Linked DNA regions of Mus musculus: region 2 is linked to region 1. The links are chromatin loops, found by intact Hi-C in ENCODE. Cell type or tissue: left cerebral cortex. All regions are shown on one strand. Each heading gives the region's core, and the rest is flanking DNA. Links, peaks and the distances in the headings are about the cores only.

Evidence for each region. Hi-C counts contacts between places; a loop is a spot of excess contacts. Peaks named below come from ENCODE experiments on the same cell type or tissue, not always from the same donor. Only the 100,000 strongest peaks of a DNase experiment are listed, where the experiment ranks them.
Region 2: a loop joins it to region 1, with 6 times the contacts of the local background. A loop is called at or near these places in 2 of 42 quality-filtered maps.

Annotation. Positions count from the first base shown.
Region 1 is chr6:47,188,183-47,196,520 of GRCm38, reverse strand. Cntnap2 (contactin associated protein-like 2) reads right to left here. Exons shown (of 24, transcript NM_001004357.2): 21 at 3,442-3,535. It overlaps Gm35280 (a long non-coding RNA gene), which reads left to right. Exons shown (of 8, transcript XR_001785456.2): 7 at 7-117; 8 at 3,877-5,137. Among named protein-coding and RNA genes, the nearest start is that of Gm35565, 35 kb to the left of the region's middle. In left cerebral cortex, for the core only: CTCF peaks have their summits at 5,066 (motif pointing left) and 8,130 (motif pointing right); DNase peaks (open chromatin) are centred at 5,043 and 8,119.
Region 2 is chr6:47,235,889-47,244,226 of GRCm38, reverse strand. All of the region lies in intron 21 of Cntnap2 (contactin associated protein-like 2), which reads right to left. It overlaps Gm35280 (a long non-coding RNA gene), which reads left to right. Exons shown (of 8, transcript XR_001785456.2): 2 at 6,008-6,069. Among named protein-coding and RNA genes, the nearest start is that of Gm35565, 13 kb to the right of the region's middle. In left cerebral cortex, for the core only: no CTCF peak of the experiment used is centred there; a DNase peak (open chromatin) is centred at 4,517; H3K27ac peaks cover 981 bases.

The DNA of each region.
Region 1 (8,338 bases), core at 179-8,178:
CCACAGGGACCTCATTGATTGGTGAGGATGAGAGCCAGTTTCTGATGGACTCACTTCAAACGAGATAGGGCATTCCGGGTGGTGTGACTTCAAAACCGCTGTGCACACGTCAGATGAGTAAGCCTCAGTCTTGTGTGTTAGAAGGGATAATAATCACAGATCTTGTTTCATTGGATTATGTTGACATTTATGAGTAAATGTCTCCTTTCCATCTTGCTCATGTATACAGCATGCTATGTCACAAAACTTCCGTCTTCTATTCTTGTTTTATAAACTTATGATAAAATATTTCAAATACAGAAAACTACTAGATCAGCCAGGACAATGTAGTTAGACCTATATTTGGCCAGCATGTTGTCTTTAGGACACATTGGACCAAAGAGTAGCTATTTAACTATTTGTTCATATTGTGCAAAAGTCTAAGGCTTAACAGGCAATAAATTGCAGCCCTCATTCTTGTCTCCAATCTACATTTGCTATCAACTACCCTTTCTATTGACCAGAGTATGGAGCCTTTCCTGCATGGATTTTATATAACGACCTGATAGCCTAACTGTCCCACCGAGCAACAGGGCAAATATGTTTCCGGTTCTAAAGGAAGGTCTTTGCTACTTTCTGGCGTGTCATAGGAGTCTCAACTCCTGTTGCTCAACCTTAGCTTTGCATTTTCCCATCAACTCTTGCTGTCTTTTTTTCTCCATTCCAAGCCTGGGTTACCTGTCCCAGAGACCACAGCAGCAGTTGTCAAGAGCTATCTTCATGTCTGCCTGCCTGGCTTCAAGTTTGGTTCTGTTACTTGTCGCCCAGGTGGCTATGGGCAGCTACTTTACATATTTGTGCCAGGGTTTGCCATCTGTGAAGGGAGACAATAATCTCAACACCCTCCTAGAATTGTGATGAAGGTCAACGGGGTTAATATAGCTGAAGTGCTTAAAATGGAGTCTGTATGAGAGTCTATGTAAACGTCCATTACCATTTTATTACTTGTTCAGTCTCCTGTTTGTTCCTCATATTCTGTGACCATGCAGCCATAGTTTGATCAGTGCTCTCTGAGTAACCAAGTCTCCGCAATGAAGCTAACCAATTCTTTTCAACTTGTAAGAGGCGTGATCTAGTCTGCCTTTCAAGTGAAGGCTCTTTAGAATTCAGGAAGCCTCAAGATGCTTCCAGTCTTTTGGTCTCAGTTTACCCAGCACTTTAGGAGTCTCATTAAGTAAACAGTCAAGTGAGAGACCTTGCTAGCTTGACTCTAGGCTGCTATTCTCAAGTGGGTAGTGATGAGCCAGCCCGCCTTATCTTAGCTTTAAAAGCATCTTACAGTGAGGACAAACTAGGTTCATTCGTGTTTATGTTTAAACCTCTGTTTCTCAAGGTTTGGGCTATACTCCACCTGTAACCTTAACTACAAATGATTCTACATTGCTTCTTCCTGGAAATGTCAACCTTGCCTTTGTTTCAAAATGTTACTATGGTCTCCTGTTGTCATGACCATCTATTGTTATGACTATCTTACCACCACCTTGCAATTAGGTTTTTGCTTCATAAACTTGTAATGACATCTTGCAACCCTACCTTTGTTTCAAAGGTTGTTATGACTGCTTCATTTTGATCACCTTGCTGTGTTCTGCTTCTGTAACCTCACTTATTTTGCCTGCCAAATCCCCATTTGGAAATCCCCTACCCTTGAGCTATAAAAACCTTGTCTTCCTCATATCCATTGCTGACCTCTTGAATGCCACTGTAGGGACCTCTCTAACCCTGTCTTAGGGAAAGGCAGCACATGTACATGAATAAAAAAAGCATGCTTTAATTAATTGCTTGCTTCAATTATTTTGGTCATGATGATTTGGGTCAGTGGTCTTTCTCCTCTCATCTTTGGGATTAACAGTAGGTCACCTTGGTCGAGATAGATTAAGTTGTATCTTACAGATAACTTGCCTAGCTCAAATTGATTGAAGCCCAATTTTGGTGTTCTGGGTCTGCACAAATAATTGACAGGCACCATTCTGTCATCACAAGGTCCCAGACTGCACCCACAGATCACACTATCAAGGACATTTTCGGAACATGGACTCCATGAAGAGCTATGAAGATAGTGCAGACATCTGCACTTCACCTCTCTGAACCTTTGACTACCTTCCCTCATACCCCAGAGTACCCTGTCTCCTTATGAAAACCCCTAAACCTTATCTCGGGGTTCCTTTCCTTAGTTTCTAGCTGTCTCGTGAGTAAATTCAATTTTGGAAAAACTTGTGACTTCACAAGTTGGCCTCTTGATCAATGGACAAAGTAGCCTGGTGAAATAACATTAACAGTGCCCTTTGGACTGAGTGACCGCTCTCCCAGCCTATAAGATACCACTGTGAACTGAAGTCCAGAAAAAAAGCCATAACGATGTCAAATATTTTAAATGCCAATTGACTGATGAGAACTTTGTGACTTGAAACAGTTGGACTGCTGTAGACCCAGAACCGAGTTATCTGGGCTATTATCTCTAGTCCTCTTAATAATTATTCATTGTTCACCTAACATATTTTCACTTAGGTGGAAGGTTGGAATACATTAGCAGACAGTACTGTCTTCCAACAACCCCAAATCTCGGAATATCATCAGATAAAACCAATAGCAGACATCCCCTGCCTTGATGTTACCATCGATGTTACCATCGATGCTTGATGTCTCACCAGTGTGTTTTGATTTATGGCATGTCCTGTGGTTATGAAGGTTTATTTAATGATATCTACATTGGAACATGTTATTTGGGGCAATCTGAACCATGGTCTCTGACTATGGTCACTCCTATGGCTCTCAAGACAAGTGATCTCTTATCCCTTTAAGATGTGAGCTGTGCTTCCTGCTGACACTGACGTCTACTCAGGACATGTTGGCTTCATGTGAAACACTAAAAATATTCATGGGCACCCGCCTTTTATTCTGGGTGACTATTTCTTACATGAGAGGGAAAGACAAGGGTAGTTATAAATTCAGCCCTCTACCTGATGACCTTCTAATCTGCAAATGACATTGGATGAGTTTCTTGGGAGTGACTCACAGGCATAGGCATAGGCAGAGGCCTTTCATAAACCAAAGAACAAATTTTACATTTTACATTTCACTGGCTTTTCTTTATACTATATACCATGTAATGCTAGTTCCATTTCAGGCACTGCCTGAGATACCCTCTGTCCTAGTCAAAATTCCCATCAAAGCTGTGATTAGCAGCCTCAATGTATCGCATGAGCAATACCCCAAAGAGGATCTTATAATACTCCTGTGAGACACCGTCAACAACCACATAGGTTTCCTTGTACAAAGATGCTCAGGGTTGACCTTACTGAGAGAGAGCTATAGTTTAAGAATGCAAATTCACACTACCTGGTGTGACTTGTGTCAGGGGCATTCATAGCTCTTGCACTCACACCTGAAGAACCAAAGGCTTACCTATAACTTTTCCAAGGAAGAGCGACTTGGGAGAATTGAAGAGCGTATCAGAGGAGCTGGGTAGATGGTAACCCACAGCAGGATAATGGTCGAGCTGTAGGAAGAGCACGAGACACAGTATTAGCATGTCACCATCCCAGGAGTGATGAGGTCCCTCTTTGAACCCTGGTTTCTGGAAACTACATCAACAGCACAGGATTTAAAGTCCACCCTGAGGAAAAGGAAGGCCGTCTCTGCCTTTGAAAACAGTTTGATGAGTGCAGACCCTTCCCGAGCTGAGTGATTTGCTGGCTGGATTAGGGTCCACACTCATTTCCATAGAGTAAAACCTGCCTGATTGGATCTCCAGTGCTGTCCTCTGAGCTAGACAGTGCTGTCTATGTAATTATGGTTTTAAAGGGATTCTCTCACTGAACGGATGCTGTCTGCTTACAGAGGAATGCTGACCCTCGGATGCTCTCCACCCCCACCGCATGCTGCAGCTCAATATGGCCGACTTGCGTTTCACAAGGAAATGAATTTTTCTGCTATAATTAGCATCTCTAGAGGCTGAGAGTCGGAGTGGGGATCGCAGTGGTTAATGGCACATGTCCTCTGGCAGAATTTGTTCTTCCCAAGTGGAAGAGAGGAAAGTCCTCAAAAGTGACTTGGAACAATGCATGTTTCTGGCCACATTTCCCAGGTACACGTGCAAACAGTGGTGTCACAGCTTCATAGACCATGATGAATCCCTGTGTGCCCACATGACATCTTCTTCTGTCCTATCTTTTAAAGACAATTATGGTCTCCTTGTGCTTCCTCAGCTGTAAGCTCTTAGAACTTTCTAGGGTTCTGTGACTCTCTCTCTCTCTCTCTCTCTCTCTCTCTAACTCTTCTCTGATACATTACATCCTGCTTCCCTTCAGAAAACAGCAGGCCTTTCAGAGATATCAATGGAACACGGCACAACAAGTTACGATAAGGTTAGACACAAACCCTCTTATCAAGGCTGGACAGGCAACCCAGTAGGAGGGATGGAGAGAAAATACGGAAAGAGATTCTGGAATTGTGTGTGCGTGCGTGCGTGCGTGCGTGCGTGCGTGTGAATGTGTAAAATAAGTGCAGAGAAACTCCCTGGAATCTACCAAGTATGACCCCAGAGACGACTCCTAGTAATGAGGGATACTGAGCCTGACACACTCTTTTTTTGGAAGAACCTTCCATTCCAGCTCAGGGTCGTGGGACAGGGGGGTCATATGTCAGGTTCAGCCTCCCCGAGCGCATGGGAACCTCGGACTTGTCTGAAGAGTGCACTGCACTGGAAACTGGTACGCTCCATTCACAATTGGGCACCACGGACATTCCTTATTACTGTTTGTCTGGAACCTTCCCTGTAACTTAGATTATGGAACAGTCAGGGATAAGTGTTAAAGAGTCTACATATTTCCGGAAATTTTGAGAATCTGACCTTTAGGGAAATGGCACTGTTAATTTTTTTTGTACATTGAAAAAGTGTACTAAAATATATCACTAACAAACACTCTATTCAGAGAAACTTTTGCCCGTTTTAAGCTAGAAATGCCTTGGGATCGAGCTACTTAATTTCTGCAGCTAAGTTTCAGCGGGCAGTTTTGGCGCCCTCTGATGGCATACATGGGTAACTGCAACACTTCCTTGTTAAACCCATTAACTGCTTCATTTTTTTAAAGCCAGGATTAAAAAAAAAATTAAAAATTCTCTTAATTTAATATACACAGAGTGGATTTCACTCAATTTTTCTTATAACATATTTTTCTAATGCTTTAAAAATGGATAAAACAATACATATCCATCACAGGAAAATAATAATGTAAACATTCTATAAAAATAGCATATGGTGATAATGATAATTATATTTTTTCATTTATTCAGAAATGAGTAGAAACCAACTAATAGTATTTTATTTTATGTGTATGGGTGTTTTGCCTGCATGCATGTCTGTGTGCCATGTGCATTTAGTGCCCACAGAGGTGGGAAGAGGGCATCAGATACACTAGGGATGAAGTCAGAGGATTGTGAGCTGTCATGTGGGTCCTGGGAATTGAACCTGGGTCCTCTGAAAAACCAGCCAGTGCTCTTGGTCACTGAGCCATCTCTCCAGTCCTGCCCTGCCTTCCTTTAACTTCACAGTGTATTGTAAAACTTTTTCTCTGTCTATAATAAATTTATAATTGAATCACTTGTCAGTTTCTGGATAATTATCATTCAGTTTTTGGATATATAACACAACATACCAATGTTTATATGCATGCTCTATAGAGCAAGTAAGTCCAGCCTTTAAAAATATCAAATTTTAGTGTTTAGGGTCTGGGGAGATGGTTCAATAAGACATTTACCACACAAGCATGAGGGTTTTCAGTGGCATGTAAAAGCCAGGCGTTTAATGCCTGTCTGTAACCCTAGCACCAGTGACAGAGATAGGAAGATCCGATCCCTGAAGGTCTCTGACCAGCCAGTCTAGTCAACCAGGCAGCTCCAGGTTCAGGAAGAGACCTAGTGTGGACGGGCCTGCTGCTGGTCTTGTGAGCCAATCACCTAACGAATAAAGCCAATCACTGGGCGAGTAGGTGGGACTTCTGGGTTGGAGAGAGGCAGAGAGGAAGCAGGAGCGAGTTAGGGCCCTTTTGGAACCGGACAGCGGAGGGGTAAGATGTAGCTGCTAGAGTTTCCCTGTGTCATGGCAGAATCAGTTTTTAATAAGGCTTACAAGATTAGGTTTTAGTGGTTGCACCCAGAGATTGAGTTACCATAGTTTCTGAGCTAAGTTTGTGTTGTGTTTTCCTTTAGGCAGCGGCTCAGCTGGATTCAAGAGAGAGAGGTACAGCGGCAAAGCATGGGTTTGCCAGATGTGCACCACAAAGGCTGTGGAGGGGTTTGAAGCATGAGGTTGGCATGATAGCGACCTGACAGTGGGAACCTAGCAAGCTGAATGGAGACGTTTCAGGAGCTCCAGGCCAGAGAGACTCCACGAGATGAAATAGGTCGGCCTTTTACCGCCAGTGCATGGCCAGCCAGGCACAACCGCGGGAGCGAGCCGGCTCTATTTTTTAGATACTTCCTTCAATAGAGACCCTGCCTTAAAAAAAAAAAAAAAAAGGATGGCGAGTGATGGAGGAACCTATGTCAATTTTTGGTGTTTGGCCTCCACACAGAGAAAGAGAACAAAATATGTGCACAAAGGGTCTATACCATTCCCAGAACCTGATAGGTGCTCAGAACAATCATGTTGACGTTTGGCAGTGATCCTCTCAAAGTCATGGTCGTGGAAGTGAAGTTAGTACTAAGATACCTTCTGAATGCACACCATGGAACCCCCTCTTCTTCTCAGCTGTTTCTAAGGGTTCAGCCTAGATGGACTTGGCTTTCATGAGAGTCATTTTATAGTACTTGTACTGAGCTCAAGGCTAAACAAAACCCTGCATTTATCATCAATATCTATGAAGCCAGTAGCTTGGATAAAGGTGCTAAGATTCACATTTTTTTAAAAATGAAATTTTATTCCCTCTGCTTTGAAACAATAATGGTTTCCTCAAAAGTTGATTTAATCAACTAATGGTGACCTAGCTAGGCAGTGGTTCTCAGCCTCTGGGTCATGACCTCTTTGGAGTGGCTTATCAGATATTCTGTATACCAGATATGTACCTTATGATTCATAACAGTAGTAGGATTACAGTTAGGAAGTAGCAACAAGAAAACTTAGTGGTCAGGGGTCACCACAAGATAAGGAGCTGCATTAAAGTGTTGCAAAATTAGGAAGGTTGAGAACTACATAACTAAAGTATACTACAACTATATCTAGTTTTAATTCATTAATAAAGCAATAATTAAAAAAAAATAGCCAGGCATGGTGGCTTATACCTGGAGTCCTAGAATCTGAAGCAGAGGATTGCTGTGAGTTTGAGATCAGCTTAGGATACATGGTGAGTTCAAGACCAGCCTGGATTACAGTGTGAGCGTCTTAAAAGAAAAGCAAACAGCAATAGCTACAACAAAAGGGACAGCCATCCCAGGGCAATACCAGATCATTCCAGTCCACATTATCTACTCTGTTAGGGAGTGGTTTACAGCAGGCAAAATGTGGCAAATGTGACATTTCACAGTCATGGAGGAAGGTAGGAGGGAATTCTTCAATGAAGACCAGCGGAAGGCATGCTGGGAGAGAAGAGAACTCTTCCCACTTCTCCCCACCAGGGGTGAGAATCCCTCTACTTCATACTCCTGCTTTCTCCCCTCACTGCCCTCTCACCCTCCTCCCTGCTCCATGACTGGGAAGGAAGCTGGCGGTAGAAGGGCTGGCACAGAGCTGGTGAAGAGGTGTTGCTGTGGCAGCTCAGAAGGGAAGTGGCGGCTCTTACGTGCATCTTCACAGTACCTCTTGCTGATGGTTTGCCGCAAGACGGTGGTGTCCCTATCCAAGCATGAAGAACTTCTCAGTGGGACAGTGTCACACCAGGTTTCCTCATGGCTATGGATGGATGGCAGAGACCGTGCTAGACATTAAAGAAAGCACCAGGAATAATGTGGTTCGGAAGGGTTGAGGAATGAGGCAGCTTTTGGAAGCTGAACAAGAAACGGGAACTAGCTTTCGTATCAGACACAAGAAGAGGCTACTGTGTCATTCAGAAGATAGAGTAGATGTAGGGATGCAGGGGAGCATCCTTCCAGAAGGTGGCGCCTTTGAGCCCTTTGCTTTAGCCAGTCACACAGATGCCAGACTCTGTACAGACTACAAGACTGTGGCTTTAAATCTATAAATCTGCATTGTACAATGTAGTAAGAAATTGAATTCAAGTTCGTAAAAGACCCCGTGCAACTCCAAATCTGAGCAAGTGTTCCCTTCCCCAAGCAATCTTGTCTAGTAGCTACTCTGCCCCGGGAC
Region 2 (8,338 bases), core at 162-8,161, 48 kb before region 1:
CTACCTTCCTCTGGTACAGCAGCAGGGGCTATGTCTCCTGTATCTACTGCATTATTGGGGAAACATCAGAGTTTGAAAAGGGCAGTGGGTGATGTAGAGGGCAGGTGGGGGAAAGTTTTAGCTATGGTGAGCCTTTCACCAAGTACCCTGCCCTTCTGTCTTTCTTAAAGGAAGGACAGGACACAGTGCTGGCTTCATGGGGATTCTGTAGTCACTGCCATGCACTGCTGTAAGGATTAGGACCCACAAAGTAATACAGTTTAAATCAGATTGCAAATGCTAGACACTCTCAAAATGAGAAGCAACTCAGCCTGTCATAGCAGCTGTTCAAACACACAATTACCGTAAAGACAATGTTCAGGCTAGGTTATGATATGTTATGTATAATACTTTGAAAAAGTCCAGCCTACAAGGACAGTGTCTCTCAGGGTATCAAAGGAACTGGTGAGGACAGGGGTTGGTTGCAAAGTTACAAGGGAAACTTGGGTGGTTTTTTTTTTTTTTTTTTTTTTTTTGTATTGTTCTTTATATTGATTAGTAGCTGCCTGGATATATAGATTTTTTTCAAAATTCAGTAAAATTGCATTTAAAAAGGTGTTTTTAGCCTATCAAATTAAAAGCTATGATAAAGCCATACTAACAATGAGATTTATCTTGTTTAAGGGTTTTTTGTTCCTGCAACCAGTTGTTCCTTTTTCCATCACCTTAGAATGGTCTACAAACAGCATGAATATAGCTTGTTTCCCATCAGGAAACCATAGGCACGAGCCTAGAAAGTCATGAGAACATATGGGTGGGGAAGGCCAATGTCCAGTACAGACTTCAAGGTATGGGTCCAAGAGTGGCCTAGCAATACACTAAGCCCACACCTAGTTCAGTTTCCACATAGCGAGAGGTATTTCCATGCAGGAGATAAGCAAGATCAGCAGAAGAGCTTTAGGGAGATGGAGAAGCAGAAAAAGAAGTGTATGTAGATCTTGGACAGAGCAGCAGAGTGACACACCTGCTGATGTAAGAAGAGTAAACCAAACAGAAATGGTTGCAGAAAGGAGCAAATGCCAGCATTCCTCATAAAGGTCTTTGAAAAATGGTTTAAGCTCCTTGTGTGTCTCTGTGTATTTATGTGTACTGTGCCCAAAGACTTCAGAAGAGGGTATCAGATTCCCTGGAGGTAGAGTTATAGGCAGCTGTGAAAGGGCCAGAATGTCTACAAGGAGCTGAATAGGTTCTTCTGCAGGAACATATGTGCTCTTAACCACTGAGCCATCTCTCCAGCCTGGCAAGTCTCTCTTGACTTAATGTCCAGTATGTTCAGGACTGGACTAGAGAATCTATTCTCTCATAGTATCTACAGCAGCTGTTCTCAACCCATGGATTGTGACCCCTTTGGGGGGTCAAATGACCCTTTCACAGGAGTATCCTAAGATTATTGGAAAACATAGATATTTGCAGTACGATTCATAACAGTATTGTAAATATCAATAGAGTCATGTAATAGCAAAAAATAATTTTTATGGTTAGGGTCATCACATTATGAGAAAATGTATTAAAGGGTCTTGGCTTTAGGAAGGTTGGGAACCACAGATCTATAGCTTCCCAAGGCTAGTTCTGGAGATGTGGCTTTGGGGACTACCAAACCTAGAGCCACACACAGTTTCCTAGGAGAGAAGAATTCTATAGGTGCAGAGGGAAGTGGCCTGATGCTCTGGAGACTGGCAGGTGCTCAGGGTAAAAGGAAGCCACTTAGATTTGTGTGGCAAAGGCTTTCCCAGGGGCTGCAGTCAAACGCTTTAGACTTCAAGGGTTAGAGTAGAGGGAGAGTGTCTATGAGGAAGGAACCTAGATGGGCCTAGTGGTTCCTGAGGGGAAATGTCAAAGGGACTTCTATGTTGTTTACTGCATCTCTCTTGTACCTAATGCCTGGGTACCACATCCAAGCAGTCAGCATTTCTTGAGTGGATGAATGAGAAATACTCAGCTAGACACTCACACAGTGTCTACTTCATTTGACTCTTACAGCCATTGTGGGAGAGAGATTGCTATTCTTTCTTCTTGGGGCATCCCTTGTACCCAGAGAAGTCAAACAATTGGCCCAGAGTGTCACAGTTAACAAATACAGCAAATGTGTCAGCAAAGGATGAGCAAGGGTAAACCTTATAGGTTTCTCTTGTCACTGGTAGGACGTTAATGACAAACCTGAGCATTTTACATTTGGAAACATAGGAAAGATTGATTTCCTAATGGAATGATGGAATTTTATGGTCAAGCCAATAATGTTTAAGTGCTCCTCAGGGACATGAATGGAATTGTTTTGCATACAGCATCTGTGACAATAAAGCCTTTAATGATAGCACCAAACTAGGACATAGAAAACTTGCCCAAAATTTCTTATCTTTGAGCTTCTTTAAATGAATTGAAACTTGCATTAGAATATGCTTAATTCTGACTCTTATTTTCTTGCTTCTTCTCTTCTTTCCATCTTTCTTTACTTTTTTTTCCTTGAGATATGATGTTATGTAGCCCAGGCTTGCCTCCAACTTGCTGTATACTAGAGGGTGATCCTGAACCTCTGAACTTCCTGTCCTTTACCTCTCAAGTGCTGGGCTTACAGGCATACAATCACTGGGTGCTGGGTGTCTAACTTAGCATTTCATATACAGTAGGCAAGCACTTTATCAACTGAGTTACAGCCCTGCTTTATCTTTTCTTTTTCAGTACCTGTACTGGCTAGTTTTGTGTCAACTTGACACAGCTGAAGTTATCACAGAGAAAGGAGCTTCAGTTGAGGAAATGCCTTCATGAGATCCAGCTGTAAGGCAGTTTCTCAATTAGTGATCAAGGGGGAAAGGCCCCTTGTGGGTGGGACCATCTCTGGGCTGGTAGTCTTGGTTCTATAAGAGAGCAGGCTGAGCAAGCCAGGGGAAGCAAGACAGTAAAGAACATCCCTCTATGGCCTCTGCATCAGCTCCTGCTTCCTGACCTGCTTGAGTTCCAGTCCTGACTTCCTTTGGTGATGAACAAAGTATGGAAGTGTAAGATGAATAAACCGTTTCCTCCCCAACTGCTTCTTGGTCCTGATGTTTGTGCAGGAATAGAAACCCTGACTAAGACAGTACCTAACAGGAAGCATGGTGTAGACTCAATAGTACATGATGATTTCCCTTTGGATAACTTTTCTAAAAAGCCACTGATCGTTTATTAATTTAAAAAGTCATGATACTCTAGTTTCTCCTTAGAGTATATAAGTTTTGCACCTTTTACTTTAAAAAAGAAGAAGCCATCCCTACCACTTACTAATTAGAGGGCAGCCAGTCTCTGCCCTCTTGCAAGACTTCTATTACCATTTGGAGTTTTCAACTCTTTTTGTTCCTGCATATGAAACCAATTTAACTGCATCATATTGTTTCATTAACATCACCACTCTATTAAAGGCTGATGTTAAGCTATTATCCTCCATAGAATTACGTTTACATTTACTGAACTCTAATCTCAGATCTGCAACACAAGATAAAAGCAGAGACAGTTCTGACTCTGGGTTGAAATTGACACTGATATTCTTTATATATCTGAAGAATGGATGACCAGGAAAATCTAGTCTTATAATAAAAGGTAGATATTTAAACCAGGTGGTAGTGATGCCCATATACCCATTAGTGTGGGAGGGCAGACATCAACGCCTGGGCAGAAGAGGGGTTGGTGGTAAGCAAGCAGCTGCCCAAGTCTTTTATTTCATCAGATGCACAAAAGATACAGTTTCAAATTAGGAGAAGCTGGACATTAATTTGTTAAAGTCATGAAAATAAAATAAAATTTAAAAAAAGAAAAAATTGAAAGTTTCAGAAGATGCTAAAAGTTAAGCCAATAAAAATCTAGAAAGTTTAGCAAACAGTTTCTCACTGGGAAAACCTGAGTTTCTCACTGAATTACCAGAGGGAAAGAACGGGCTAATTAAATGCATCAGCAGGTAGCTTTCTCTGCTTGCTTTGTGAAAAAGGTAACTAGCTGGGTCACAGGCAGAAGCCAGTCCCCTGACCTCCCAGTTCCTCTCTTGGGCCTCTTGACACTTAACTATAAGCTCAGTACACATATAACTGTAGTTAGTTTTGCTACTTCCTAGAGTCTGGGAGGTCTCTTGTCTCTGCTGGAAGGTCTATCAGAGTTGCTGTGTCAGTTGATCTGTTACCCAGCATAAAGGTGTGAATCATAATTGGCAGACTAGGGCTGCAGGAAGGCAGAGAACTCTCACTGAGGTCTGCCAGATTTCCCACACTCAATTCTAAGAGTGGCAGGTTCTGCTTAATGCCTGATAGGCAAAGGTTCATGCTATTTCCCTTTGTTGATTGTAGGCTTTAGCTGAGACCCTGTGGGATTAGAGCAGAGTAGCTTTTTCAGCCCTTTGCCATCCAACTGCACAGTGGGAGTCCTTTCCTTCTGGGATTTTCCCATGGGCTTTGCAGAGCCTTGTGCTGCTGTGTTAATTATATTTTCCCTTGGCTGGCGGAATACAAATCAGCTTAGTCATGCTTCTACATCATACAGACACAATGCAGCCGGGAGGGAATTTGGGCTATGTGCAGACACAAAGAGGAGGTGCCTGGTCCTGAGGCACCCTCCAGCTTTCAGTGGATCTGCTCCATGCAAGACAGGAGGATGATGCTACCTGATGGTCCTTGTGGGCCTGGCAAAGATGTGCTGGCCCTGGAGCTCTGTGCTAATGTTGAGAATCAGAGCCTGGACAGTCCCTGCTGGCCCAGCTCATGGCTCTTGCAGAAGCTGTCTGTAGAACTGCATGCTCAGCAGTATGAGCTGGCTCCTTCGGACATGGGATAGCCTTTATCTCTCCCTTTCCTGGTGTTCAGCTGTCTCACCTAAGCCTATAATCACAAGCCTTGCTTGGGTAACTTGCAGCAAATCCTGATTGAGGCTCAAGGCTCATTTTCCTAATCCTTGTTTGTGAGGTTACCATGCTGAGCCCAATGTTCATGCCTAACATTAATGCTGTTTTTGTTTGTCTTTTAATTTTATTTCACGTGAATTGATGTTTTGCCTGTATACATGGGTGTTGAGTTCCTTTGTACTAGAGTTACAGACAATTACGAGGTTCCATGTGGCTGCTGGGGATTGAACCTGAGTACTCTGGAGCGTCCAGTGCTCTTAACCGCTAAGCCATCTCTGGTTTTCAATCTGGCCACTCTGGCCTCCCTTGCAATTCTTCCCGAGAAACCTTGGGACTCCTCATAGACATAGATCATCTGACCAGGATCTTCCATTCCCCAGACATATTGATCCTGAGTTAGGCCAGCATGATTAAATCAGAATTTCTGCTCAATAAGAACACTGACTCTGAGCATGGTACATAATTCTCTAGAGTGACCGACCATATGTAAAAACTTCAGAAAGTCATTGGAACTTCTGTTCTGGCACCCATTACTGTAAAAAGCTCCCACATCGCAGCAAACAGTGGTTATGTATGGAAGAAGACAGAGCGGCCGCCATCTGCAGAGATGGAGAAAACTGATGCTAGGAAGTGTTCTAGAGCAGAAGCCAGGCCTTTAACACTGTTACTGACAAGAGCTGAGTTAGATGCTTGCGGGGGGTGGGGGGTGGGGGGGGTGGGGGGGTAAATGTTCTCATTGCAGTGAGGGGTTTATATAGAATGGCCTCATAGGTCTGTCTCTCTCTGTTTACTACTGTGTATGACTTCATCAGGAACAACCATGGTTCTGGCTGCCATTCATGGCCCATATTCTTCACCTTATGTCCTAGGCTAGAAAACTAGGTAAGCATGGATTTGTTTGAATGTTTTTTTTTTTTTTTGTTTATTTGTTTTATTTTGTTTGTTTTCTGCTTTTCTTTCTTTTCCCCGCCACAAACCCTGAGACTTGACTTCATGGCATCAATTTCTGTTACAGGTAAATTGTATTTATGTTTGTTTGTTTTGTTTTGTTGTTTGCTTGCTTAGGCTAATAGATTTATCTCTGTCTCCATATAAATCACATTCTTCCAGTTTGCTGAACTCAGAGGCGTCGTCGATTTGAAATTATGGAATGAAGTTTGAAGTCTCTCCTGGTAAGAGATGCTCTTTATGAGGAATACACCACCCCACCCCACACACTACCCCACATACCATCACGAACACACATACACAGACACACAGACACACAGACACATAGACACACACACACCTCACAAATGAATACTGGTCTAGCAAAAACAAACAAACAAAAAAAACAAAAAAAAAAAAACAAAAAAAAAACAGTCTGGATAGGAATTAAGAGCTAAATGCTCACATTTTACCTATTACTTTGGATCTCTAAGCTTCAGCCTCCTTTGAGCTGATATAAAGAATTTGAAACAAAGACCTGTTTCATTTCTACACTGTGAATCTTCTTGAGGTTAGAGGATGAGGAAACCCAGATCCTCTAGCTTTGTGCTGTCTAAAGATTTTGTGGTGTTCAGGTTTCAAGGTGCCTCTCTCCTCCCACTCTATACTTGTTACTCCAAAGTAAACAGCATGGGCTGACAATTAGAAAGCAACACCAAACACCTGGAGATGTGCAGACACATGGTTAACCAAACTAACCACGGGATGCCACGTAGCCGTGAAAACGTCTAACAAACATTTCCCAGTGCTGTGTACAGGATGAGCAAGGAGACACAGTCCATGCCTTCTAGGCCTTAGTGAACATTACATTACACTGCTGTATGCATCATCCTGTTTAACTTTCTCAGTGGCCTCACCAGGCAAGTTGATGATTGTTTCTCATGCTATGGTTGAGGACGCCCAGGGACACAAAGTCTATAGGTGGCAGAGCAAGAATGTCCACCCAGGGTTATCTGGCTCTGACAAACACACAATGTTTCTTCAACTCTTTCAGCCACTTCATTAAAGCATTTAAAGAGACATATTAAACACAAGTAATTACAAGCAACACTTTACAGAAGTACCCTTAGGAGGTTTTCTGATCTTATTTCATATTTGATGTAGGCCTCAGTTCTTTTTACTTTTTTTTTTCCTGAAGATTTGTAGTAAAACAATTTCAACAAATTCTCCCTGTTTCTGGTAATGAGTCCTAATGCATCTTTGGAAGGGGACCAGCAGTCTGAGAGGCAGAACAATCGATGGCTTGGCTTAGTTCGAAACAGCATGAATAATGTTGCTTCTATCTTCTGCTGGGGAACACATCTGAATGTTTGGTTGACAATAATGTGTGAGACTTTCCTTATTTTGCAGGGATAAATAGTTTGTTTTAGTATGTATAACACAGCACTGCATTTTGCTTCTAGTTAAGGAGCATTTTAAATATAATACCAAGCATGGACTTAGTGGGAACTCAGGATGGCCTTGGTCGCCACTGGAGTTTTTATAGAAACGTGTGTATTTCTCTAGCCATCCAGAAGCCCACATTCTGGGCAAAGCAAATAACTCTCTTCTCTCTGAACAGCCTGTTCCAAATCATGTTCCCTTTCACGGTGAGCAAAGCCTCAATTACATCCTATTATCCGGAGTATGAACTACGAAGGTAGGGCACAGGAAAGCCAGCATTTTGTGTCAGAAGCAAATACTACTTATACGCTATATGCATAAAAATAAACCCACATGTATCTAGTACTATGTTATAGTTACTCAGTTTAAAAATAACCATAATAACTAAGAATTTAACCATAATAATTAAGGATTGAGCTAAGTGTTTATTTAATAGTATGACAGTTAATGTTGATTGTCAATTTGGCAGACTCTGGAATCACCTTAGAGAAGAGCCTGGAGGATTCTCTTGGCTGTGTTAATTGTGATGGGAAGACCCTACACTGTGGCTGGTACCCTTTCCTGTACTGTCCAGATGAACTGTAAAAGGGGACTGAGGAAGCTGAGCAGAACTAACTGTGACCCAGAATAAATCCTTCCTCTCATATGTCGATTTTTACTCGAATATTTTATCTCAGTAGCAGACAAAGAAACCAAGACAATTGTTCCCTTTCTCACCCTGCTTTAGCCTGTCTTTATCTAATCAGCAAAACCACACTCCTTTTGTACACACATGTTAAGGTGTAAAGGCTTGGATTTGATACAACCATTACAGCCTGCCCACCTCTCACTCTCCCATGCTCTCTTCACCACACAGCATTGGGGGTGGGTGTAGGTGAGTGGCTACTCCAGGCTTTTTATGTGGTTGCTAGAGATTTAAACTCAAGCTCTCACGCTTGAACAACAAGTGCTTTTATCTACTGATTCATCCCCCCAGCTCCTTGACCTGTCTGAAAATTCTCTCCTAGGACTCATTGGTGGCCTCTATGTCCTGGATTTCCAACTCTTGAATACTAGGGACATTATTTTCTT